5 separate regions of the Homo sapiens genome follow, and all the other regions are linked to region 1. A link is an interaction called in ENCODE POLR2A ChIA-PET data of the cell type or tissue named here. Cell type or tissue: CD4-positive, alpha-beta T cell. All regions are shown on one strand. Region 1 has its middle 14 kb from the start of TLR8-AS1. Region 2 overlaps LOC105373133 (a long non-coding RNA gene). Region 3 has its middle 31 kb from the start of FAM9C. Region 4 has its middle 15 kb from the start of FAM9C. Region 5 overlaps LOC105373133 (a long non-coding RNA gene).

Region 1 (5,000 bases):
TTATAGGCCCAAAGGGTCTTCAACTAGCCCAGTAGGTGTTTGATAGATTACCCTCTGTTAGTTGAGGTGACTATTTTCCTCCTATCCCACTGGGGAAAGTGGCCTGAGCACTTAAGGGGATCCCTGGCCAAGAAGAACAACCACAAGGATCATTTATCGAGTGCTTGCCAGAGCCAGGCACTGCCTTAAGCGCCTCTTCATTCTCCCAGTGACATTGTGGGGTAGGTAGAGTGAACACCCCATTTTACAGAGAAAGAAACTGGAGCTCCGAGAAGTACCATGGCCAAGGTTGCTCAGCTAGTAAGACCAACCATTGAATGTGACAGTTTTAAGTTTTATTTTTCAGCATTTTATTTACATTTTCTACCCTCAAGCAGGGGCAGCAGTGAGGAGAAGGTGAGATCTCAGATGCTGTAGAGACGGTTAAATTGGCCATTGACTAGGTCAAAAAAGTATATATATATCCCTGTGTATGTGTGTGTGTGTGTGTGTGTGTGTGTGTGTGTATATATATATATATATATACACACACTGTATATATATATATATATATACACACACACACACACACACATACGCTATATACATATATGGTATAAGACTATATATATACACACATCTGTATACATATACAGTATAAGACTGTGTGTATGTGCATATATGTATGTGTATATATATATATATATATACACACACACACAGTCATGTACTGTGTGATGACATTTCAGTGATCCCATAAAATAATACTGTATTTTTTACTGTACCTTTTCTAATTTTAGATACACAAATACTTAGCATTGTGTTACAGTTGCCTACAGTATTTAGTGCAGTGACATGCTGTACAGGTTTGCAAGCTAGGAACAATGGGCTGTACCATATAACCTAGGTATGTAGTAGGCTGTACCATCTAGGTTTGTGTAAGTACACTCTGTGATCTTCGCACAATGAGGAAATCGCCTAGAACGTATCCCCATTGTTAAGCGATGCATGACTATATGTAAATATGTATATATATATATATATATATATATATGTTTTTTTGTTTGTTTGGATGAGAAACACACTAACATTTGTAGTGATAAACATTTTTTGTTGCTTTGTTGCACCTTCTCAGTAAATCCCATGAATTTAGTCTAAGGATGCTCATTTTACAGATGGATAAACCGAGGCTCCAGAGATCACAGTTGGCAAGTGGCTGAGCTGGGACGGTATCCAGCTCTATCTGGTTCCAAAGTCTGGTCTCTAAGGCCCTCCTCACTGAGCTAAGAACAACATGAGAAGATGCCCGTGTATGGTAGGCTTTCAAATGCAAATCAAACAATGAGGACCTCTCTGCTCATTTCAGACTGACAAAAATGAAAAGGTTGAGTAGTGGCTCCAGTTGGCCAGAATGCAGGGAAAGAAAAGTGAAAGCTCTTATATGCTGTTGTTGGAAGGGTCAATTCGTAGGGACTTTTCAGAGGCACCGGTGGCTGTCACAATTAAAACAGCATTTCCAGTTGAACCCAGCATTTCCAGTTTAAGTCCAGTGACAGGACTCTCATTCTATAGCCATACTAACACACTTACATATACATATACATACACATGCACAAACATCTAGATCTTTCCCCCATAGCATTGTAGATAAGAGTAAAAGCTACAATCAACCTAAGTGTATATTAATTGGGAGATTAATTAAATACATGATAGAGTACCCAAACAATGGAAAACTATGCAGCTGTTAAAAAAAGATTGAGGCAGATTTATTCATGATATGCTGTGGAAGGATGTCCAAAGAATACTCTTTTTTTTTTTCCCCCGAGACAGAGTCTCGCTCTGTCACCCAGGCTGGAGTGCAGTGGCGCGATCTTGGCTCACTGCAACCTCTGCCTCCTGGGTTCAAACAATTCTCCTGCCTCAGCCTCCCGAGTAGCTGGGATTAGAGGCACCCACCACCACACCAGCTACTTTTTGTATTTTTAGTAGAAATGGGGTTTCACCATGTTGGCCAGGCTGGTCTCCAACTCCTGACTTCGTGATCCACCCACCTCGGCCTCCCAAAGTGCTAGGATTACAGGTGTGAGCCACCGCGCCCAGCCAGAATACTCTTAAGTGGAAAATAAAGAGCCTCATAAATAGTGTCTGATCCCTTCTGTGCAATAAAAAAGTGAGGTGTAGAGAGACCATTTCCGGAAGGGAATTTTAAGAGCTTACCTCTGGGGAAAGGAAATAGAGAAACCTCTACCATTTACATTTTTACCAGAAGCATGCATTACTTTTATATTTTAAATATTTAAAACATTATTGATGTTTTACTTTCATATTTTATACATTTAACATTTTTTCTGTGTATTTTCTTGCTCAAGAAACTTGTCACAGAATCAACAACACGCAGTTGAGTATGCCTGTGAAAGAAACAGAATGTGACCCTGGGCTTAGGGTTTCTTTAGTAAGAAAACACCTTTGAAAGGAAGTGAAACACACCACCAAGCACCAAGACAGAGGGAGGGGGACTTCCTGCTTATCTGCAAGGGAAGGAACCCGTGTTCTTAAAGGGGCAGGAGGAAAGTTATTTTCAAGTCAACTGCTGTCATAACCCTAGATCAAACTAACTGCAGACCAGTCTGCAGTAGGCCCCGTTCTAGACTGCAAGTGTAGTCAGCCAGCCCACCATAGGCCCAGTTGAGAACTATCCTCACTTACAGTGGCTGTGCTTTGGATGTTTTCCTTGTAGAATGTGACCATAGCATTACATTTTGGTGAAGTGAATCATATTTTCAGTGAGGTAGGGAAGTTGCTCGTAGGATCATATAGTGATATGTATATGTGCCTGAATATTCATGTATGGTGTTTCTCTAAGTAGAAGCACGTGTGGCCAAATTGAACCACTATAAAGGTGTACATTTGTACAGGTACTTGGTTTCTTAATTTTGCCATTATTTTGCATCTGCTAGCTCACCCTTGCCTCCCAACAGCCCTGTGAGGGCATGAGAGGGCAGCTGGCATCCCATCCATAAGTGAAGACATGAGACACACAGTAAGGGACTTCCCCAGGGTCTCTGAGCCCCTAGCAAGACCAGAAGGGGTCCCCAAGCCTAGCAGGTCGGCTTCTGGCCTGGTGCCCCGGCAGGGGAGGAGCTGTGGTTTCCTGTGGTTTCATCATCCGTCTGTCTGACCGTTTATGTGGAAGTAACTTTCCACTAGCTTCTCCTAGGCCTCCCTCAAGAGTGAAGTGCCAATGGGGCCCTGAAAGGGGGCTCTTCGAGGGAGAATCCACGTGGGTAGTGGTTGGGGGACGCCTGGGAAAACAGATGAGGCTGGCGAGGGCAGGGGTGACATCCTACCTCCGCTCTCAGCCTCTCATCTGTGCCCACACTTGCCTGCCTTGTGTGGCTTTATAGCATGGGAGGCGTCTGCCAACTGCCCGATTCCTACTAGTTATTGGATAATCACTTCCACAGAAGCAGAGCAGAAAAGCCTCACGCCGCCACAGGCCCGCTCTACTTCCACCGAGGTGACTGCCATTAGCGGCATGGCTTCTGCTGCTCCTGGTGCAGGAGGATTGGATGGGCTTGGCCCTGGCTTGTGGTTCCCTGAGAGGGCCACGCAGGGCCCAGGGAGATAACAGGGGACATCTGTGTTCTCTCCCGCTTCCTGCCGTCACACCCTGAGGGAGGGTGGCCAGATTTAGCCAATAAAAATGGAAGACGCCCTCAAATTTAAATGGGAATTTCAGGTAAATAACAAATAGCTTTTTAGTATGAATATGTCCCATGCAATATTTGAGACCATAGAAATTATTTTATTTCTGTGAAATTCCAATTTAACTGGGCATCCTGTATTTCATCTGACAAGACTACCCTGAGGGGGAAAACTTAGGCCCTCTCACAGGCACATTGCTACTTTGGCTGTCTCTGTTTTTTTTTTATTTTTTATTTTTTATTTTTGAGACGGAGTCTCGCTCTGTTGCCCAGGCTGGAGTACAGTGGCATGATCTCGGCTCGCTGCAGCTACTGCCTCCCGGGTTCAAGTGATTCTCGTGCCTCAGCCTCCCAAGTAGCTGGGATTACAGGTGCGTGCCACCACGCCCAGCTAATTTTTGTATTTTTAGTAGAGACGGGGTTTCACCATTTGGCATGGTTGATTTTGAACTCCTGACCTCAAGTGATCAGCCCACCTCGGCTTCCCAAAGTGCTGGGATTACAGGTGGGAGCCACCGCTACCAGCCTGTCTCTTTATCCAAATTCTCCCAAACATAGACACACACACACACACACACACACACACACACCCTCAACGGGTCTCAGGCCTCTAAGTTCTCCTCTCAGGGGCTCCTGTCAGCCCTGCTCCAGCTGGGTCCTCTGCCCTAGGGGAGAGAGAATGGGAGGGGTGAGGAAGGGGTGAGGGGAAGTAGGGGAGGCAGAGGAAGAAGAAAGTTTCAGAAGAGAGCAGCCTAGGCAGAGGTGGCTGAGAGCTCAACCCAGTGGAAATGTGGACTCTAAGAACAGATGGGAGCCACCAACGTGATAAAGTGGCCTGCAAGGCTCAGAGCTGGCCCGCCCAGCAAGAAGCCTGTGTTTAGTCAAGGTGGGCCTGTGTTGAGACAAGCAAGCAAAAGCAAGCCTCCCTCTGAACTCCCTGAGGCCCTGCTGGGCCTTGCTAGAGGACCCTCCGCTGTGGAGGCTGGCTTCAGCCCTGTCTTCTCCCCGTGGCCACCCAAAAGCAGGATGCAGAGCCAGGAGCAATGTGGAGCCAGCTCCTGGGGATGCAGAAAGTGCCAGTACTCCCACCCTCCATACCCCTCACGTTCTCATTCTGCAAGAATTCCCAAGAGCCCACTAAGTGCTAACACGATGTTTCAGACTCTTTACTATCAACCTGACTGAGGTTTAATTGACATAAAATTCATCTTGAATGTACCTCGATGAGTGCTAGACAACCATGTACGCGCATGTAACCACCCTCCCCATCAAGATTCAGATCACCAACACCCCGGAAAGTGGCCCACTGTGTGAACC
Region 2 (5,000 bases), 130 kb before region 1:
TTCCCAGTTTCATGAGCTATCACTTTACTTCCAAATCGGTAAAAATTACTAGAGACATTTGATGGCTTGGTAGAAATCTCAAGGTCAGCCTGTATTTGACTATTTTTGAACCATTGTTTCTTTAGTTGAAAGTGACTTTGGAAATCATAGGCTTTGTTTTGCAGATAAGGAAACTGAAGGCCAAGGCCACACAGATAAGTGGTGACACCAATTGTCCTAAAATCCCAAACCTCCTGATTACCCCAATTAATGCTATTTGCACAAAAATTTTCAAGCCATGGGCAGGACTTTCTGTATTAACATTCTCTAAGGATCTTGGGCTTCATATTAGGTTTTCATATTAAGTTTCCCAACTAGGAAGAGTAGCTGAAGCTGTTTCCTCTTCTGGCCAATAAATTAAAAGAGATACAAGCTCAGGAGTACTGAAACACGCATTGCTTTCTTGGGCTTGAATTTTTATGTAAGTCACTTATTGTCCTGCATCTAAAGATCTAAACTGCATCCAGGTTTTTTTGTTTGTTTTTGTTTTTGTTTTTGTTTTGAGACAAAGTCTTGTGGTAGGAGTTATTAAAAAATTATTTTAGGCAGATAGAGGAAAAGGGGTCCTTGGAAAGTTTTCATTTCTTTTCAAAGCAACTCCAGAAACATTTCTTGTCTAGCAGAAAAACTCTGGCTCCTAGACCCAGGCCGGCAACCTTTGATATGCAAATGCAGGCCATTAGAAACTGGGTCCACCCAACATGGCGATTCCCACCGTTGTCCTCTTGCCCTTACCCCGGACATGTGCCTGGCAACATGGGCACCCCCACATATCCCCACGTGTGTAGAACGTCATGGTGCCCTGCATTTGCATATTAAAAGCTAGGGTGGGGGGCCAATTTTTTCGCAGGCTACATGAATGACAAGCCTGGTCAAACCAATCCCCTGAGCCCTGTGCAAATCAGACACTGCCTCCTCCAGCCTCCTCATAAAACTGGCTGGTATCCTCAGCACATGGGGCCTCCTCTCTTGGATTTGGAGACCCCCTCCCTCTGTCTCTGTACAGAGGAACTTCTTCCTTCTTTCTTCTCCCTTCTTTCTTGCCTATTAAATTCTCCGCTCCTTAAAACCACTCCATGTGTGTCCATGTTGTTTTATCTAAACCGGCATGAGGACCAAGAACCCTGGTGTTCCTCCACTCATCAGAACCATATCAGTCTCACTCTGTTGTCTGGGCTGGAGAGCAATGGCATGATCTCGGCCCACTGCAACCTCCACCTCTGGGATTCAAGCGATTCTCCCACCTCAGCCTCCCAAGTAGCTGGGACTACAGGTTTTCCCCAACCATGCCTGGCTAATTTTTTTTGTATTTTTAGTAGAGACTGGGTTTCACCATGTTGTCCAGGCTGGTCTGGAACTCCTGACCTCAAGTAATCTACCCGTCTTGGCCTCCCAAAGTGCTGGGATTACAGGCATGAGCCACCATGCTGGGCCCTAAAGACAGTTTTAACATAAATTCTAGCCTTTTTTCTTAAACTGGTGCAGCAATCAAATAAGCTATCTTTTTTTAAAGGATTTTTGTGTTTTACCCTCATCTGCCATTTCAACTTAGCCAAAATACACTAATACGGCTATAAATTTTTACTGTTACAGTGATTTCAATAATTGTACTGGGCATATAGCCTCTAGATAATGGCAGAAATTGAAGTGAAACATATTTAAGGAGATTGCTTACAGAATTGTTCTCTTAAAAATATCCTGCTTGCATTTATTCAACGATTTTCTGTGAAATGGGAAAGAGGAAGGAGGAAATATTACTTACTGGGTTACTTGTTTTTTGTTTTATCAGACTATCGTTCTGGTTAATTTCACCAACTGGGGAATGTTTAAAATGGATTTATTGTTTAGGGCATGTGTTAGGATGAGGATTTCTCAGCCTCGGCACTAGTGACACTTTTGGTTGGACAATTCTGTATTAGGGGAGTTGTCCTGTGCATGGTGGCATGGTTAGCAGCCGCCCTGGCATCTACCCACTCCATGACAAGAGCAGCCTTTTCACTGCCCCTTTCCCGCCTCCAATCCTGATAACCAAAAATGTACCCCCTGCCAATTTGCCTTCCGATTCAGAACCACTGGAGTCTCCTAGGCAGGTTTCACGCTACACTGTGAGAGCTCTAAGAGGAATTGGCTTTTTTGGATATCTTTAGCTTGGTTTATGCCCCAAGGACACGTGAAAAATCCTAAACGATGATGATGCCTGTCTCACCTCACCACCAATCCACCTTCCAACTCTTCGCAAAAACACAAATGCACCTGTCATTTGAGGGAGCTTAAGTTAATCAAGGGAAACATTCACATGTACTTGCTTTACACCAGATTAAGAAAAGGAATATTTCTTCCAACATCAGGCAAAATTTTGCTATTTGTTACAAGACAAAGGTAGGCACGTGGGTTTTAACTCTAGTGTCTTTGCTGGCTCCTGAACTAGCCAGTTCTGCCTCAGAATCGCAGTGGTTTCCCCTGTGGCTATGAACAGAACATTCTACAGCACAACAGTCACCATTAGTGGGTCACACTAGTTTTGCATTCTCTGAAATTGCAGCAGTCACAAAAAAATCCCACCACCCCTCTGCTTCTTGAGCTTTTCTTTCCTCAAATGGAATCCACATGAGTCCAAGTCCATGCCAGAAAAATGAAATGTGTATTATTCGGGAAACATTTCCCTAAACAAAATGACACAGGGAAATTCTTCCTTGCCCAAAGCTGAAACTCTGTGCTCAAGAGCTCTCTTATCGGAATTCTGCACTCAATCTTAGATACCTGATACATTCTGCTACTATGATATACAACTTCCTTATGCTTTGGATAAACAGAGGCATATTTTCAGCTTTAATGCCAATATTAAGAGAAGGGTTACAGCATTTTTTTTTTTTTTTTTGGCTTTTACATCCTTTGCTTTTGCGTCAGACAGCAGGATCTCTAGCCACAGTATAGATCCAAATTAATAGAGACACCCATCTGCAAAATGTAATCACTTTCAGCTCATGATGCTATTTTCTAATCCTAGAGCTCCTTGTGCAAGGTTTGTGTGCAAGAGTCTTGTGGCCTGGCTTTCTGAAAGCAACTTCCTGTGCGTGTACAAAAATATTTCAGGCTGCTATCTATTTCTAAATACTTGCCCTTTCTTTTCTCTCTGTTCCCCCTTTTTTTTTTAGACTTTCACTACCCTTGTGATAGATTCCGTTGTCTTACTTTAAACGTGAATATAGTATCTGTGTTCTTTATGCTTCCCATGATCAACAAGGCCTTGCACAAATTTGATAAACAAATGCAACAGCAGAAAGAAATTTTTATATTCTTCCCTGCCCCACCCTCAATAAAGCTGTAGCAACCCAAATAAGCCGACCTTCTCCCAGTAGAAGACATTTTATAGTTCAACCATTTTCTATAATGAATAACTTTCAACCCAGAGTGCCTCCTCCGGGTTCAAAACTCAAGCTACTTGTGATAAAAGAAAGATGTTTTAACTTCAGCCTGAATGATTTTATGCCTCCATGAAATATAAACATTAGCAGAGAATAAAAAGCTATGAAGATGCTTTACTATGAGATTTGAGACTTCATTTTCTACAGATATTTCTTTCAGAATCCACTTAATTGAATCTGTTTGAATGTGTAATTCTTTGTTATTTGATTTTGTAGACATTTTTAAAAAATCAATACAAATTAAGCCTAGAATACAGAAACATATTAAAATTCTTTTTTTGGTGGTGGAGCTACATTCCAATGGTTAGAGGAAGGAGAAGGAGAAAGAGAATAAACAGAATAAATAAGTAAAAAGACATAGTTTGTTAGAAGGAAATAAGTCAAGCAGAGCAGAATAAAGGGAATGATACTTGGGGACGGGTGTGATTGGAAATAAGAGTGGTGAGGACAGGCCTCCTTGGACACTGACATGTAAGCAAAGACTAAAAGAGTCATGTGGGCACTGGAGAGAAGTGTCTTCCAGGCAGACAGGACAGCCAGTGCAAAGGGGGTTTGGGAGTGGGAGCATGCCTAGCATTAGGAGGAACTGATGGAGGCCATGGTGCTCAGTGAGACAGTCGTGGGAAGAGGAGAGGACGAGGCCAGAAGGTAACAGGGCCATCTCCTATAGGAGGCCTCTGTAAGGATTTGGCTTCTACTCTTGGAGAAATAGGGAACCATTGCAGATCTTACTTAATTATTATTTTTTACTGAGGTGAAATTCACACATCATAAAATTAACCATTTTAAAGTGAACAATTCAGTGGCATTTTTAGTGTATTCATAGCGTTGTGCAACCGACACCTCTATTTAGTTCTAGAACATTTTCATCACCTCAAAGGGATATTCCCATACCCATTGGCAGTCATTCCCCATCATCCCCTCCCCGTGGCCCCTGCCAACCACAGTTTGCTTTCTGTCTCTATGGATTTCCCTCTTCTGGACACTTCATATAAATGGAATCATATAATATGTGACTTTTGCGACTGACTAGTTTCACTTAGCATCATATTTTGGAGATGCATTTGTACCTTATTTCTTTTTATGGCTGAGCAATATTCTGTTGTATGCATATGCCATAATTTGTTTATTCATTCACCATTTAAAGGTCATTTGGGTTGTTTCCACTTTTAGCTATTGTGAATAGGGCTACTATCATCATTGCAGGCTTTTAAGTAGAAAAGGGACATTATCTCACTTCTATTTTATACAACACATACAGGGCTATTTTATGAGTCACCTACTAACCCAAATTAGTAAATTCATTGTAAAATGGCAAAAATAAGTAAATAAATAAATGCTTCTCCCATCAGTGCCACCCCTTTGCCACATGCTACCACCTGCTTTGACTGCTTAAAAGATCTTCTTCCAACACAACCATTTTTTAAAATTCTATAATTTCTCCCCCTTCCATTGGTGATTAAAGGCCAAGCAACTGTTAAATGTAAGGCTGTCCCCATTATCCAAAAAATTAATGTTTTCCAAAATTGACACAGG
Region 3 (5,000 bases), 56 kb before region 1:
GAAAGAGCCTAGAATGCCACCCACTGTGATGAAAACAGCCAGCACTCACAATAGTGAGGGGCCATTCGATATGGGTGCACCTATCCACAGTGCCTTCAGTAGGAGGGAAACAATCTGCCTTTTATAGCCATTTAATCACTGAAGCAATGCAAAAGTCATTAGATATTTACTGAAGATTCTCACCAGTGTCAGACTTGAGATTTGAACTTGAGATACCTTTGAGAATACAAAGCTTACATTTGATCCCTGCCCTGGAATGCTTAGAATCTAATGGAGAGATAAGAAACCAAACCTGGAAGCTTAAGCAATGATGGAGAATGAATAGAGTAGCACAGATTTGCACTGCTAGAAGAGTAGAATCCCCAATATTTAGTATGGCACAATGGTAAGGAAATTGAAAACCTGGGATTTAGTCTATATTTCCTAAGTACAAAATGGAATAAGTTTGTAAAACCATGCAATGTTTCTGGTCCAGATTTTTTTTTTTTTTTTTTTTTTTGAGATGGAGTCTCACCCTGTCGCCCAGGCTAGAGTGCAATGGCACGATCTTGGCTCACTGCAACCTCTGCCTCCCGGGTTCAAGCTATTCTCCTGCCTCAGCCTCCAGAGTAGCTGGGATTACAGGTGTGCACCTCCACACCCAGCTAATTTTTGTATTTTTAGCAGAGACGGGGTTTCACCATGTTGGCTAGGCTGGTCTTGAACTCCTGACCTCGTGATTCACCCGCCTTGGCCTCCCAAAGTGCTGGGAGTACAGGCGTGAGCCACTGCGCCCAGCCCAAGATTTTTTAAAGTTATAACACAAGCAAGATATCTAAAGTCACTTAAAATAATTTTTTTTAAAAAAAACAAAAACCTTGTGAATGTGTGAGACTGAGGGGAAGAAGATAGGAAAGCCCTGGAGACCTGTGTGGCTGGTGCAGACACTTCCAGAAGGATTGTCATGGGAAACAAGGAAAGGAGAGAAGAAGGCAGGAAGAGAAGCTTCTTCAGTCAGGAGAACCCTGAATGCTGGGTGCAAATGATAGCATACATGCGGGTGGGCAGTGTTTCCTGGGCTTTCAAGCATTCCTTCCCTTTGATGACTCATCTGTTTCTGTACCTTCTATTCCTCAATCACGAATTTACATCCATTCTGTCTAATTAAAATAGCTAACATTGATGGAGCATTTTATAGTATCAGGCACTGTTCTGTGGGCTTCATATGTTGCCTTACTTAATTCTCACACCAAGAATATGGCATATGTATTACTACTCTCTCCGTTAAAGTTGAGAACACTGAAGCACAGAGATGTTAATTAACTTAGTCAAGGCCACACAGTTTGTTAATAGCCCAATCTGAATTTGAACTCACACGGTGTGATAAGGAAAGCCAACCTCTGTCTGCTAACCTGAAAGACCTTTTTGCCAAAAAAAATCTAGATTTTTGAGCATTTATCCAATGAGATATCCAAGAAGTCTCTTCAGTTTTTCACTGTATCTCACATGTGTGAACCTAGCCACAGTATGACTTATCTGCAGAAGGATAAGGGCAAGTTATCATGTCTCCTGTCAAGGTAAAAATGTTGTTTCACAATTCCCTGGCCGACCTTCCAGGCAAATTTGCTGCAAAAACAGTTTTTGTGGGGTTTGTAGCAAAATTATATGATAAGAAGGACACGAACCGAATTCCTTTTTTAAAGGACTATGCTGGTTTTTGTAGCCCCTGGCTGTGTAGTGACAACAAATGCATGCTAAGGGGCAGTCCCTGGTGAGTACTTATCTCTTTAACCTGTTTTAATCTCCAGACAAGTCAAGAGCCTACAGAGGGGTAAAGGACATGTGACATACTCAATAACATTATCTATGAAAAGATATTCCCACAATTTTTTTAAAAAAAGCTTTATTGTATTTACAGGGGCAAGCGTCCCATTCTTCTCCCTATGCCAATTTCACCGTGCAGTAGAGGTCATTAACTTGTGTAATATGGAGGAACCAAGAACGCTGCTTCCTCATTACAGCAGAAGAGACAGCAGCCCCCAGCTGTTATGAAACAGTGCTGAGCTTCACAACAGGAAGTACGATCCATGGCCAGTAAATAATGCTGCCTTCCCTTCCCTTTCAGTAAGCCTCGGAACTTCCTTATCCTTAGTTCCAAATCCTTTTACAGATGTTTACCTGGGAATTTGGATTTTTCTTCCCTTCTCTTAGCTCCTTTGAGGAGCCAGACAGTGTCATTGACCTCTCGCTTCATGTTAATAGTAAGCTAAGGGGAAAGCCACAATATGTCTGTTGTTCTCAGGAAAACCTTGAAAACACAAGGGAGAAAGCCCACTGTCTGACTATACCCATCTTTTTCTCTAAATATTTTGAGTTGGACTCTATCAACATCACTTTGCCCTTGAGTCAGAGTTTCTCTTTGAATGTACCTTGACACACCCTGTTCAAAACCAAACCAGGCAGCCTGAATCAGGCAACAGTATTTTGTATGTAAGTTTCTGCAAACATAGTCGGAGGTATAAGAAGAGCGCTGTAAATAGCTGCCTTAGTTCAGCAACTACAATCCATGCCAGATAAATGGGGGGAAAAATACTAATTCATCTGTGACTAATTCATCATGAGAAGAGGAGTAAAGGAGTTTCCAAAAAACTGTGCAGCTAATAACATATCATTCCTACATCCAAGAATGTGCCATTACTCCAGAATTTCTGTTGACAGGTGTGTCCGTTTTCTATTGCTGCTGTAACCAATGATCACAAACGAAGTGGCTTAAAACAACACACACATTTTTTAAACTTTTATTTTAGGTTCAGGGATACATGTGCAGGTTTGTCCTATAGATAAACTACATGTTGCAGGGGTTTGGTGTGCAGATTATTTTGTCACCCAGGTAATCAGCATAGTAGCCATAGGTAGTTTTTCAATCCTCACTCCCCCGCACCCTCCACTCTCGAATAGGCCCCAGTGTCTATTGTTCCCTTGTTTGTGTCCATGGCCACACGTTTCTTTTTGTTGTTTTTTTTTGAGACAGAGTTTCGCTCTTGTTGTCCAGGCTGGAGTGCAGTGGCGTGATCTCAGCTCACTGCAACCTCCAACTTCCGGGTTCAAGCAATTCTCCTGCCTCAGCCTCCCAAGTAGCTGGGACTACAGGGATGCGCCACCACGCCAGGCTAATTTTGCATTTTTAGTAGAGATGGGGTTTCACCATGTTGGTCAGGCTGGTCTTGAACTCCCGACCTCTGATGATCTGCCCACCTTGGCCTCCCACAGTGCTGAGATTACAGGCGTGAGCCACTGCGCCCAGCCCACACATGCTTTTTATCTTACAGTTTTGTAGATCGGAAGTCTGACATGAATCTTACTGGACTAAGAGCAAGGTGTCGGCGGGACTGCATTCCTGTCTGTAGGCTCTTGGTGAGAATCCATTTCCTCACCTTCTCCAGCTTCTAGAGGTTTCTACATTCCTTGGCTTAGGACTCCCTCCCTCTATCTTCAAAGCCAGCAGTGCCCGGCCAAGTCCTTCTCAGGCTGCCATCCCGCTGGTCCTCCCTTGCATAGTCCCATCTTCCTTTTTTGCTTTTAAGGACTCTTGTGATTACATTAAGTCCATCCCAAAACTTCAGGATAGTCACCCTATTTTAAAGTCATCTGCTTAGCAACCTTAATTCCATCTGCCACCTAAATTCCCCTTTCCCATGTGACGTACAGGACGTGGACCCTGTCCTGAATTGGAGAGTGATAATTCTCTCCACCACAATAGGCAAATAGCCACATATTTTTTCTAGTAGCATAAAGTTTGTTCTCTTCTTTACTGCAGGGAGACTCTCATATTTACTAGGAATTCAATTATAAGAAATAACTTTTTTATTATACATGAAGTAATATGAACAATAGCTGCCCTTTATTGAGTATTATTATACCAGGCAATGTATTCTGCATTCATTTGTTTTTCGAATTCTTACTGGAACCTTGCAAGATAGGCAGGGCAGGTGATAAGATTCTCATCTACAGATGGAAAATCTGAGGCTCAGAAAGATGAAGGCTCACTCAAGTTGTTATTATTATTATTATCATTATTTTTTGTAAAGACGAAGTCTCACTACATTACCCAGGCTGGTTTTGAACTCCTGGGCTCAAATGATCCTCTTGCCTCGGCCTCCCAAAGGGTTGGGGTTACAGGCACGAGCCACCGCGCCCGGCCTCAATTCAGCTATTGAAGTCACACTGGATTCCCGTCAGCCATGAAACTGACACTTTCTCCTGCCTTCTCAACCGCCAGCCCTCACCTGTGGGGAGCTACCCCCACGACTCTTGTCCTCTTCTTTTGCCTTTAAGTGAAACCCACCTGCCTTGTGAGCCCTTGAGCTAAACAGCTGGAATATGGACTCATAAGTCTGGGATTGCTGGGGAGTGTGGGCCCATTGAGAATTTTGTAGAAGACCACATTAGAAGAGCATGGATCCTACATCTTGGCCTTCTTTGCGTCGAGAAAGCAAATCTTTGTGGGGGAACTGAAGTTAAGCTTTGAGTATGGAAGATGGACCCTGAGGGTACATTTTTGGAACCTTACCTAGAAGCCTATAGGTCAACATTGTCATTTCTTCAGACATCAAGGGACACCCTGCTTTTAGAGAGCACTGCTTTGAGCTTTGTTTTCAGTCTTTATCCCCAGGTCACATCATGATCTTCTCCTAGGACAGAGCTGCGGCTGGTGTCAAACTGCTCCATTCCCCTGCACCTGTTTGGCTTGGGTGGGGGAAATGAGTCCTCGCTCTACAAGTCGAGCCTCTCCTAAGATGAGGGTCAGCACCCCTAGGGTGAGGGAAGAGCATAGATGATCGCCACCAACAAAATTAACAACTGGCAAATGATATGAATGATTTTCTACCTGGATGCTGGTATGATTCAAGTTTTTGGTATTTTCTTGTGCTTTCAACCTGGGAACAAAGGCCCTCTTTTTGTGAGTTCTTTGCTGTAAAATCAAATAGTTCAACTAGCTGCCACATAATGAAAGAAAGATC
Region 4 (5,000 bases), 72 kb before region 1:
TCTGGATAGTTTACGTTGCCATTAAAGCATAAAGTTGCCATTTTAATCTGTCAGCTGCTTATTTCTTGCATGAGCTATTCTGGCTTTCTAAATCATATCTTTTGGCCAGGCACAGGGGCTTATGCCTGTAATCCCAGCACTTTGGGAGGCCAAGGCGGGCGGATCACTTGAGGTCAGGAGTTTGAGACCAGCCTGGCCAACATGGTGAAACCCTGTCTCTACCCAGAATATAAAAAATTAGCTGGGTGTGGTGACACACGCCTGTAATCCCAGCTACTGGGGAGGCTGAGGCAGGAGAATCACTTGAACCCGGGAGGCGGAGGTTGCAGTGAACCGAGATTGTGCCACTGCACTCCAGCCTGGCGACAGAGTGAGACTCCGTCTCAACAAAATAAATAAAAATAAATCATATTTTTGGTCATTTGCCAAGTGCTTGGCTGTTGGGTACACACGGAATAAATTATCCAGTAAAAAACATCTCAGATCTTTCCAGCTATTTTTGATCAGGTACACCTGTAAATCTTAAAAAGCCTGTAAAGAAATACCTAAATAATACATTGGATATAAGACATAGGACAATAGTAACTGAAGGAAATTGCAATCGTTAGGGGGGAAAATCCTTAAAGGCTTAAAATTCTACTAGGTGGTAACCACTGTTTATACACACATGCATTTCCCTCTTCATATTTGGGAAACTGATGGTCGTGTTTCCTTTTTAGGGTGGAAGAAAAAATTCTCCATTAAGAGAAGGGAAGGAAAATATAGGAAAAAGAACCATTCTTTGAAGGCACCTGTTGTCCAAATCATAAGGAAGAGCTTGTAGTTCTGAGTTGCACAAAGGTGCTTTAGTTGTTTTTCTGTAGGATACTAGAGGAGGTCAAATGTTATGTGATAGCTGTGTCCTCAGACCCAGTGTAGGAGATGGGTAAAAAATGTTGATTGGATAAATGTGTTACTTTGCTAGTTCATACCTCTCTGAACCTGTCTTGAAGCCGCTGTGGGGAAAATGTCTCCATCTTTTCTTTGTTCTGTCGCCATTCAATCTATTCATCTACTGCTTGAGAATGTTTTTGCAATAACAAATCTTTGAGGTTTGGAAACCAGCTGTGATTAGTTTAAGAACTCTTGGTCCCACCCAATTTCAGCCTGTGCTGGGGTGTCTATTTCCTTTGTAAATTAAGGCTGCCTCCCGCTCTGGGAGCTGACTGGTTGTGCCCTGTGTTTCACTGGAGCCCCTGTCTGTTCTTTGGCTCACCTTCCCCCGCCCTTCCTTATTTGTAAAGCCCTGAAGGAGGCAAGTTTCCTTTGAATGTCATTAACACTTTGTAATTAGCTAGGAAGCCAAGGAGAATACCAAATGTCCCTTTCCCACCATGGGGCAAACTGTTTTGTTTTCTCTTCTGAACCCCAAGCAGGAACTGGCTAAGATATGATGGCCCCTCTACACGAAGAGTGACTGATTTCATTGGGAAGTGAAATTTGCATGACACCATCAGAAGCTCTTGACCCGTCAGACTCAGAACTCAGCAAGCTTTTCTTTCCCATTAATCCATGGTTAATGCCTTTGTGCTGCATAGTTTATTCAGTCCACAGCTCCCTCCTCAAACATAAACCACTAAAGGACCATGGATTCACAGGAATGACAATAAGACTACTGAGAGGCAGAGAGCGGAAAGCCCCGGGGCTTTGGTGTCAGGCAGACCCAGGTTCAGGAGGAAGCAGGGATAACATATACTTTTTTTTTTAAGTCAGGTTGTGAGGTATAATTTACATATAGTAAATTTCCCCCTAAGGCGTGGCATTTGGAATTGCACTTCTTTATAATCCATGGAGGAAATTGCACTGAGTTCAGAGCCAGGAAACATGGATCTTGCTCCCATCCCCCCAGCCATTGTCAATGAATAGTTCTGAACTCTGCATCATCTGTAAAATATGTGAGTTGAACTAGGTGACAGTGAGGTCCCCTCTGCATTATAAGAAGTCTGTTGTTTTATATTTTAAATGAATGAAACAAACAAAATAACTTGTCTTCCCAAAAGATATTCAAGAATCTCATGATTGAAGTTCACTGTTGAAATAACTTAAGTTTCTTGTACAGTTCAGACTTTTATTTTTACAGTTGCTGCTGGAAGAATTTCTAAGCATGTTGGGATAAACAGTTCCCACCCGCTGATCCTAAACTAACCAGTGTCCCTTGCTCCCCACCCCGGGTCACCCTAGTCCTCCAGTCGGCTGAGGCAGTGGGAACAGGAAATCAAGTCTCTCAGAAAGTTCAGGCTGCCTTGAATGGCTGCCAGATCACCCTGGAGGAGAAGCTCCGGAGGCAGGCGGGGAAGCCTCCCCTCCTCTGGTTACAGAAACTCTCTCCTTACACTCCTCTCTTAAATCTACCTAAACTTAAATGCAAAAACATTTCTGCAGAGAAGAAAGTGCCCAACATTCTCTGGTTATGGATTGGGGGCCCTGTTTTATCAGTTTTTGAGCAAGGTATTTTGGCTTGATTGAACTTTCAGATTGCTCTAGCCTTGTCTCTCCTCCCCCAAACCAAACAAATGAGTGCTTGGAATGAGTGAAGCACATACATTCCTGGATCCAGATTGATATCTGGAACTGGAATGTGACATTTACCAGTGTAATGTGCTGAGATTTAAGTTTGTGGAGAGTATTCTTCCCAGGTAAACCTCTGTGGCCTCACTCCTGCAGTTGGGGGAGAAGAATGTGGCAGCCACTTTCTGGCCTTTCTCCTGCAGGTGAGCACAAAAGCTTAAGACATACACACCTGCAGGGGATGTAGGGGAGTGTTCAGTGGAAGGATGACCTCATTCCCTAATACCTGACCATTCATGGCAGCCTCCGTTTCTTTGAAGTCCTGTTGGAAGTTGATTTCCATGGGGCTTTTATAAGTGTGACTGAGAAAACCATGCCAAAGTCTACACTCAGTCCAATTTGCAGGAGCTGTTTGGAATCCGGGCTGCATTGTTAGGATGATGCCTGTTGGCTCTTCAGCCTGTTCTATTATGTCTAAATCACATGTGTTGGCTTCTAACATACTAATAATTTTTGCTTTTATTGTGTTTGCCACATGTCTCCTCTCATTAGAATGTGAGGGATGCATGTCTCTTTTCTTTATTATTGTATCCCCAGTGCCTAGCACCGTGCCTGGGACCTAGTAAGGGCTTAATTGATATTTGCTGAATGACTTAATGAACAAATGAATGAATGACCCCCAATAGAATCCTCTCGAAGAGATGTTCATTTTTGAACCAAATCCTTGAATAAATTCATATAAATATTTAGTGAGTCTATGATGTGAGTTAAACAAAAAGTACAGAATAAAGAAATAGGATAAGAATGTGTCAACTGACTAATCTCTCCAGGGAAGTAATAACTGAGCACCAAAAAATAAGCTACATGAAACACCACTACTCAGGAATAAAAATAAATGAAATATTGACACTTAAGACAACATGATGACTCTTAAAATTATTATGCTGCATGAAAGAGGCTAGACTCAAAAGATCTGCTGGGTGATTTCATTTATATAAAATTGAGTCTATAAAATATAATCTATAGTCACAGAAAGTAGATCAGTAGTTGCCCGGGTACTGGGAGCGGAGAGGGAGGGATTACCAAGAGGCATGAGGAAGTTTTAGGGATGATAGATAAGTTGATCATCCTGATTGTGGCGACAGTTTTACAGATGTGTGTATACATCAAAACTCACCATATTGCACATTTTAAACAGGTGCAGTTTATTGTTTGTCAGTGATGCCTCAATAAAGCTGAAGACTGCAAAAACAGTACATTTTAATGCATCAATCAAGAACTACCCTTTGAGTGCCCAACAGGCAGTCAAACTATTTTGATTCTCGCTTTCCTTTTCTGTACCTCATCAGTATCTCAGCAGAATTAATTAAGTAGGCACTCAATGAACTGGTGTTATGAAGTGCATTTATGCTTGTTGTGATACATCTTAAGTTTTTATTTCAGAAGCAAAAGTACCATCACCATGATCCATAGACCTTTTGCGTTATAACCAACTTCTCTATCTCTATTTTCCCTAGGATAATTGCTTTGCATTGTTTTATTATTTATTCTACAAGCATTTATTGTACTTTATGTTTATGAATTATTTTTCAATTTCCTCTGATCTCTTTCAAATTCTGATACTGTCTTGCAAGATGCTAAGTACTCAACTCCCACCCTTCCAACTCCTATCCTCTTCTCTTAATAAGCTTAATATCTAGCAAGCAGGTTTTCTCTCCCAACATATAAGTCACTGGTAAAATGATGAAGAACACCAGACCCATGAAGGAAGATGAGGGGGAATTTCCAAGGCTGTTTACTAAGAAAGCAAACCTCTGTCATTGAGATCCTGTAGGTTTGCCCCAAGTAGGGGTTACAATCTAAAAAGAGTGTCAGTTTCCACTGGCTTTCCTCTTGTTTTCCACCTAACTAATGAACTCGCTTCAGCTCAGGGTGAAGGGATATACCAGAAGCAGGACGAAGTGCTTAAAGTGAGAAGATACATGAAATGTTAATCTTCGCTTGACATAAACCCATCTCATTTTTCTACTTGGCATTCTGTGTAGGCTTCACCTTTTCTCCAGATGGTGCAGTCAATTGTGTTTGGGCCATTCTCACATGCATTGTGGTTTCCTAGTTCACACTCGTGGTTGTTTCATGACCTGATATGCCAGTGAACTATCTTCCTTTTAAGATATAGTTGGGCCACATTTTCATTGCCCCTACATCCTTACTTTTTAAATATTGTATGTGAAATCATCTCCCTCTAGTGAGCCTAGCGAAGCCATGACTATTTAAGGAGACAGCATAAGCTCTACACTATAGAGTCGTAGGTTTGAGTCCCGGCCTTGAAATCTTCTAGACGTCAGGATTGCTGATGATCTCACAGCCAGTTTTTCTATCTGCAAATCAGGGCTGATAATACCAACCTGCATTTCTTAAAACGTAGAATTTTATTGATGCTAACTCATATT
Region 5 (5,000 bases), 140 kb before region 1:
ACCACAGAAAGATCTGATTTTGCTCGTTCTACATATTCCACATGCTTTTCACTGCCTGCAACTGTCATTTCAATCAAGTTTTCATTACAGGGGAAATTTTCCTCTTAAAATATTTGCTTTCATAGGAATTCTGTCTGTGTCAGCACTGTGGTCAACCCCAGTGTCAGGAAAGTCCACTTTTAAAGATATGGGTTGGTGTGAATGCATATAAAATGATGTGAGAGTGTATTTACGCAGATGTGAGTTTGCTGGATTCTTCGTACCTCGTGACCCTCTAACTTTCTGTACTGCTGATTCAATTAACCATGCCTGTGGCACAGGAAAGAGATACTCTACTCTTTAAAAAATTAATACAATGAATGGAATTGGGAAAATAAGTGAAGAAAGATTGTAACTGTTTCATTTTTTTTTTCTAAAAAAACCCTTTTTTTCTCATATCCAAATCAAAAATAGTGATACTAACTTCTATTAAGTTAAACAGATGCCTTCTCTACAGCCCAGCAATTTTACTCCTAAGTACATAGCCAGGAGGAGTGAAAGCACAGGTCCATAAAATACACCAGTATTCATAGCAGCTTTATTCACAATATGCCCAAACTGGAAATGATCCAAATGTCCATCAATAGAAGAATGGATAAACAAATTATGGCATATTCTTACAATGGAATAATACACAGCAGATTAAAAAAAGAAAGAATAAACTGATACAATCACCTGGATAAATCTCAAAAACATTATGTTAAGAGAAAGAAGCCAGATGCAAGAGTACATTCTGTACAATTTCATTTATATGAAGTTCACAAACAAGCAAACCTAGTTTATGGGAGTAGAAGTCAGAATAGTGGTTCACTGGAGTGTGAGGGGCATGGGGGTTAATTGACTAGGAAAAGGGAAAAAGGAAGCTTTCTAGAGTGATGGAAAGACATAGATGTTTGTGTGGTCAGTGGTTTCCAGGAGGTATATTTAGGTAAAAATTCATCAAGCTATACACTTAAGATGTGTGCATGTTACTGTATGTAAATTATACCTCCATTGAAAAACAAAACATGGATAATGATAGTTGTTGCAGGGCTTACAGCAAGTATGGGATTACTATTAATAAGCATCAGATTCGGCTTTGTGCTTTTTGGCCACTCGTCATAAAGAGACCTAAGTAATATTTCTCATAGGATGGAGGAAGCACACATTAATCATTGATTGTTTCCTGTGTGCCTGATACTGTGCGCTGGAGGCCTTGGGAGACTTCATAATAAATCAGATCAGGCTCCTGCTCCCCTGTTCTGATGTACAGGCAGTACCTTCTATACCAGGCTGTGAAAAACACTAGACTGTGTTTGAGTGTGATTGTGAGCGTCTGAGTCACAGTCTAGTATAGAAGTTACTGCATGTACATTGGTGACAAAAATTCAAGGTAGAAAGTGACAGGTGACTCAAACAGGTTTGAACCAAGCACTGGGGGTGTCATATGCTTTGCCCGACATTCAGTTGAATTGTTGACTGATAGAGGCCGGTGAGGGGGCAGGTGCCATGTTTTCACAGGAAAGGGTGCTTAAAGGGTGGGATGGGAAATGTAAATGTATCAAGGAAAGTGCAAAGGAAATTTCCATTCCCCTTTTTCTGGCTTTGCCTGCATGGAAGAGTTTGCCCCTCAGCCTCAGAGGATCCATCTGGGGGCCCCAGGAGTCTCAGGGTAGATTAGTCTCCTATGGCTGCAGTAACAAATGACCACCAACTTGGTGGCTTAAGACAACAGTTTATTCTCTCACAGTTCTGGCGGCCAGAATTTTGAAATCAGTCTCGCTAGGCCCAAATCAAGGTGTGGGCAGGGCCACGTTCCCCCAGGAAGCTCTAGGGGAGTATCTGATCCTTGCCTTTTCCAGCTTCTAGTGGCCATCCATATTCCTTGGCTTGTGGCCTCATCACCCCAATTTCTGCTGTTGTTACATCACCTTTTCCATGTGCACGTAGATCTCCCTCTGCCTCCTTCTCTCAAGAATACGTGTGATTACATTTAGGACCCACTCAGATGATACAGGATAATCTCCCCATCTCAAGATTCTTCACTTAATGACATCTGCAAAGACCACCTTTTTTCATAGAAGGCTACCGGGATCAGGATCTGCTATCTTTAGAAGCCATTATTCAGCCTGCTACACAGAGCTAGTGCCGCCCTCCACCCCTGCCCCCTCACTGCCCACTGCCCACCTTGGTCCTGATGCCTGCAAATGGAGGCAAACACTGACCTCTCTCTGTCAGAAACAAACATGCAGTAATTAAAACGCGTGTTCATGGTCCCGCCTTCTCTCTTTCACCTTCTGCATAGTTGTATGGGCTGCCAGCTTCCTGGTTGCAGAATGACTCTTTGAAGAAGCCCCAGACGGAGCTTCCTCAGAGCTGTGGGTGGAATGTGCCCAACCAAGACTTGAGGGCAGGGCTTCTCACCGCAGCACTTTGTGGCAGGAGCTGTGCTGTGCGTTGTAGGATATTTAACAGCATCCCTGGCCTCTACCCACTAGATGCCAGTAGCACCCTCGCCTCCCCAACCCAGCTGTGGCAACCTAAAATGTCTCTAAACATTGCCAAACATCTCCTGGAGGGCCAAATGGCACCCAGATGAATCCCACTGCTCTACAGAGTGAAGTGGGGCCTCTCTGGCCCTGGGGGGTGGGGCTGGGCTGCTTTGCCACCCTTCTCTTTTCTAGGTCTCTTGAGTTTTGAGAACATGGAAGGGCCATGTTGCTGGGTCTCTAGTCTAGCCCCTTTGTCCTCAATCCTGCTGGGGAGGGGCTTCTAGAGCTGGGTTTCCCAAGACTAGGAATAACTGGGGCCCTGAATGAAGGGCTCAACTGGTGGATCCCAGGATCCCCTCTGACCAGACAGTTCTGGACCTGAGACAAGCTGAACAACCTCTCAGTTTTCTTTCCTTAGGGTCCTGAGAGGCAGTGGAAGTTGGTGTCTTGGACACTGGGGTCCCCGGGGGCATTCTATACTACTTACAGCCTCTGTTCTTGGTAGTAAACCCAAGAGAACATCTCAGTGGAGTAGAGCAAAGAGGCTAAGAGTGAGGGGCTTTGGCAGCTGACTGTTCAGAGTGGATTCTTAGTTCCACTCCTTATAAGCTCAGGCACCTGGGGCAAGTTACATGCACTGCCACAGTTTCTTCACTGCAAAATGTGGATAGAATTGAATCTCCTTCATAGGATTGTGGTGAGAATGAAATGGATGATACATATCAAGTGGTCAATAAATAGTCACTTAAAATGAGAATAACTTTTATCATATTTGTGTCTTATCTCTCTGTAAGATTTGATCATCCTCCTCAAGCAACCCCTAAGAAGATATTTCAAAGGGTGCATTTAGTTCTTGCCATCTCTGAGAAATGGATCTCTCCTACACATACATTATAGATAAAATACAATCATCCATGTGACATTCTGTGTTCTTCAATATCCCCATAATCTCATAAGCCTCTCCTGGTCAGTACTGCACAGGCCGAAACTAGATTCGGTTTTCTATGTACTTTCCTGTAGCCAGAAGCTACAGTTAAAGCTTGTTTAAAAAAAAAAAAAAAAGTAAAAACGAAGTTTTCTACACTGGCTGCTCCTTTCTTTGCTTTGAAGCTAGACTGTAAGTTCACAGGTAGCCCCAAATGCATAAAGATAAGGCTTCCTTTATAACAAGGAAAGAGAGAGAGAGACAAATCCCAAAGGCTTGCTTTTCACTCACATATATTATAAATTTAGTTGGATGAAGCAAGATTACAGCCAAATATGGGCAGAACATGCAGAGAAACCTTAACTGTGATTGGCTCTTAACTTTGCCCCAAAAGAAGAACATTGTGGTTTAAACATCGCCGTCCCAGGAAGTCTTGAAATCAACTGAAGGGTTTTTCAAATTTGTTCTTCATCATTTAAACCAGACCCAAGCCCACTCTCATTGGTTGCTGGAGGAGCTGAGACTGAAGTCTGTGCTGACATTTTCAACCCTCGTTTGACAGGATAATTAGAGGAGAAGCCCCCGGTGTTGGTGACATTTGAGTCTCAAGAGCTTCCAATCCCAGTGTTGGATTGAATTTCAGTTTTCTTTCTTGCCACGCTGCCAATTTGTACTGCTGTAAGCTGACCAGCTTACACACTGAAAAGCAAAACGCAGTTCAGCTGGTTTTAAAAGACCCATTGACAGCCCAGGGCTTGTAAAACGATGTGTACGGGTAGCTTCAGCTGGCCCCTGTAAGAGATGGCCTGAGATGATAAAATGCTTTGCAACTTAAATTTCCACCAAGTGTTTTAAAACATTGGGGTTTGTTTCAGGCCTTGTGTAATTCTTTGTTATCTGCAACACAGGCGTTCTTTTTGCTCTTGTGATCAGATCATGAATCTCTTGCACAATCAGCCCAAGAGCTCTGTAAGGATGAAGACTGTTAACTCTAGCTTTGTTACATTAGAGGCAACCCAAGGCTTCATTTGATAGCCATCTGAGACAGACAATGTGGCCCGCCAAGGCCACAGCTGTACTTTCCTACCAGTCATTTGCACAGGCTATCAGAGGGCCTCTCTTCCAAGCCTTTGATAAACAGGAATTCAACCCCAACTACCCTTTGGAAGCCAACGGATATTATTATAATCAGTGGGAAAACAGACAATGACGGAGTCAGCTCTGGCCAGAAGCAGAAAAGAACGAAGGTTGGTTCACCTCTCGTTGCCTACTGCATGTTGTGCACGAAATGACCTCAAAGGTCAACTTCTACGCTTTCCTTTTTGCAAGAACTAAACTCATACGTATGAGCCCTCCCCTTATGGAAACCTCAAACCCTGTTAGGCTACCCTGTCACAAACCCTGACTTGAATAGAGAAGTGTGGATCTGGGGGATAGAAGGGAAATTCTGGATGAAGTATATGTCTTTTTCATGCTCAAGCAGAATGAGCATTCAACTCATTCTGGTATCTTTGTTAAAGGTCAGTGGCTCTGCCAAAATGGCCATTTCCTTCTAGAACAACCCT

What was found. Peaks named below come from ENCODE experiments on the same cell type or tissue, not always from the same donor. Only the 100,000 strongest peaks of a DNase experiment are listed, where the experiment ranks them.
Region 2: POLR2A ChIA-PET joins it to region 1 with 17 read pairs; 16 of 35 experiments call an interaction of 5 or more read pairs at or near these places.
Region 3: POLR2A ChIA-PET joins it to region 1 with 11 read pairs; 11 of 35 experiments call an interaction of 5 or more read pairs at or near these places.
Region 4: POLR2A ChIA-PET joins it to region 1 with 10 read pairs; 8 of 35 experiments call an interaction of 5 or more read pairs at or near these places.
Region 5: POLR2A ChIA-PET joins it to region 1 with 49 read pairs; 15 of 35 experiments call an interaction of 5 or more read pairs at or near these places.

Annotation. Positions count from the first base shown.
Region 1 is chrX:12,954,552-12,959,551 of GRCh38, reverse strand. No RefSeq gene overlaps it. Among named protein-coding and RNA genes, the nearest start is that of TLR8-AS1, 14 kb to the right of the region's middle. RefSeq lists cis regulatory regions at 2,288-2,754, 2,923-3,786 and enhancers at 2,629-2,858, 3,549-3,628. In CD4-positive, alpha-beta T cell, no CTCF peak of the experiment used is centred here; DNase peaks (open chromatin) are centred at 2,491 and 3,171; H3K4me3 peaks cover 3,584 bases; H3K27ac peaks cover 4,494 bases.
Region 2 is chrX:13,079,979-13,084,978 of GRCh38, reverse strand. All of the region lies in intron 2 of LOC105373133 (a long non-coding RNA gene), which reads right to left. Among named protein-coding and RNA genes, the nearest start is that of FAM9C, 38 kb to the right of the region's middle. RefSeq lists an enhancer at 3,035-3,204. In CD4-positive, alpha-beta T cell, no CTCF peak of the experiment used is centred here; DNase peaks (open chromatin) are centred at 2,488 and 3,088; H3K27ac peaks cover 3,810 bases.
Region 3 is chrX:13,010,961-13,015,960 of GRCh38, reverse strand. No RefSeq gene overlaps it. Among named protein-coding and RNA genes, the nearest start is that of FAM9C, 31 kb to the left of the region's middle. RefSeq lists enhancers at 2,151-2,320, 2,431-2,510. In CD4-positive, alpha-beta T cell, no CTCF peak of the experiment used is centred here; DNase peaks (open chromatin) are centred at 2,030 and 2,430; H3K4me3 peaks cover 613 bases; H3K27ac peaks cover 1,655 bases.
Region 4 is chrX:13,026,801-13,031,800 of GRCh38, reverse strand. No RefSeq gene overlaps it. Among named protein-coding and RNA genes, the nearest start is that of FAM9C, 15 kb to the left of the region's middle. RefSeq lists an enhancer at 1,492-1,711. In CD4-positive, alpha-beta T cell, no CTCF peak of the experiment used is centred here; DNase peaks (open chromatin) are centred at 2,290 and 4,726; H3K27ac peaks cover 2,903 bases.
Region 5 is chrX:13,090,129-13,095,128 of GRCh38, reverse strand. The region is part of intron 3 of LOC105373133 (a long non-coding RNA gene); the gene reads right to left. Among named protein-coding and RNA genes, the nearest start is that of FAM9C, 48 kb to the right of the region's middle. RefSeq lists an enhancer at 4,213-4,352. In CD4-positive, alpha-beta T cell, no CTCF peak of the experiment used is centred here; DNase peaks (open chromatin) are centred at 1,368, 2,418, 3,848 and 4,778; H3K4me3 peaks cover 2,105 bases; H3K27ac peaks cover 3,735 bases.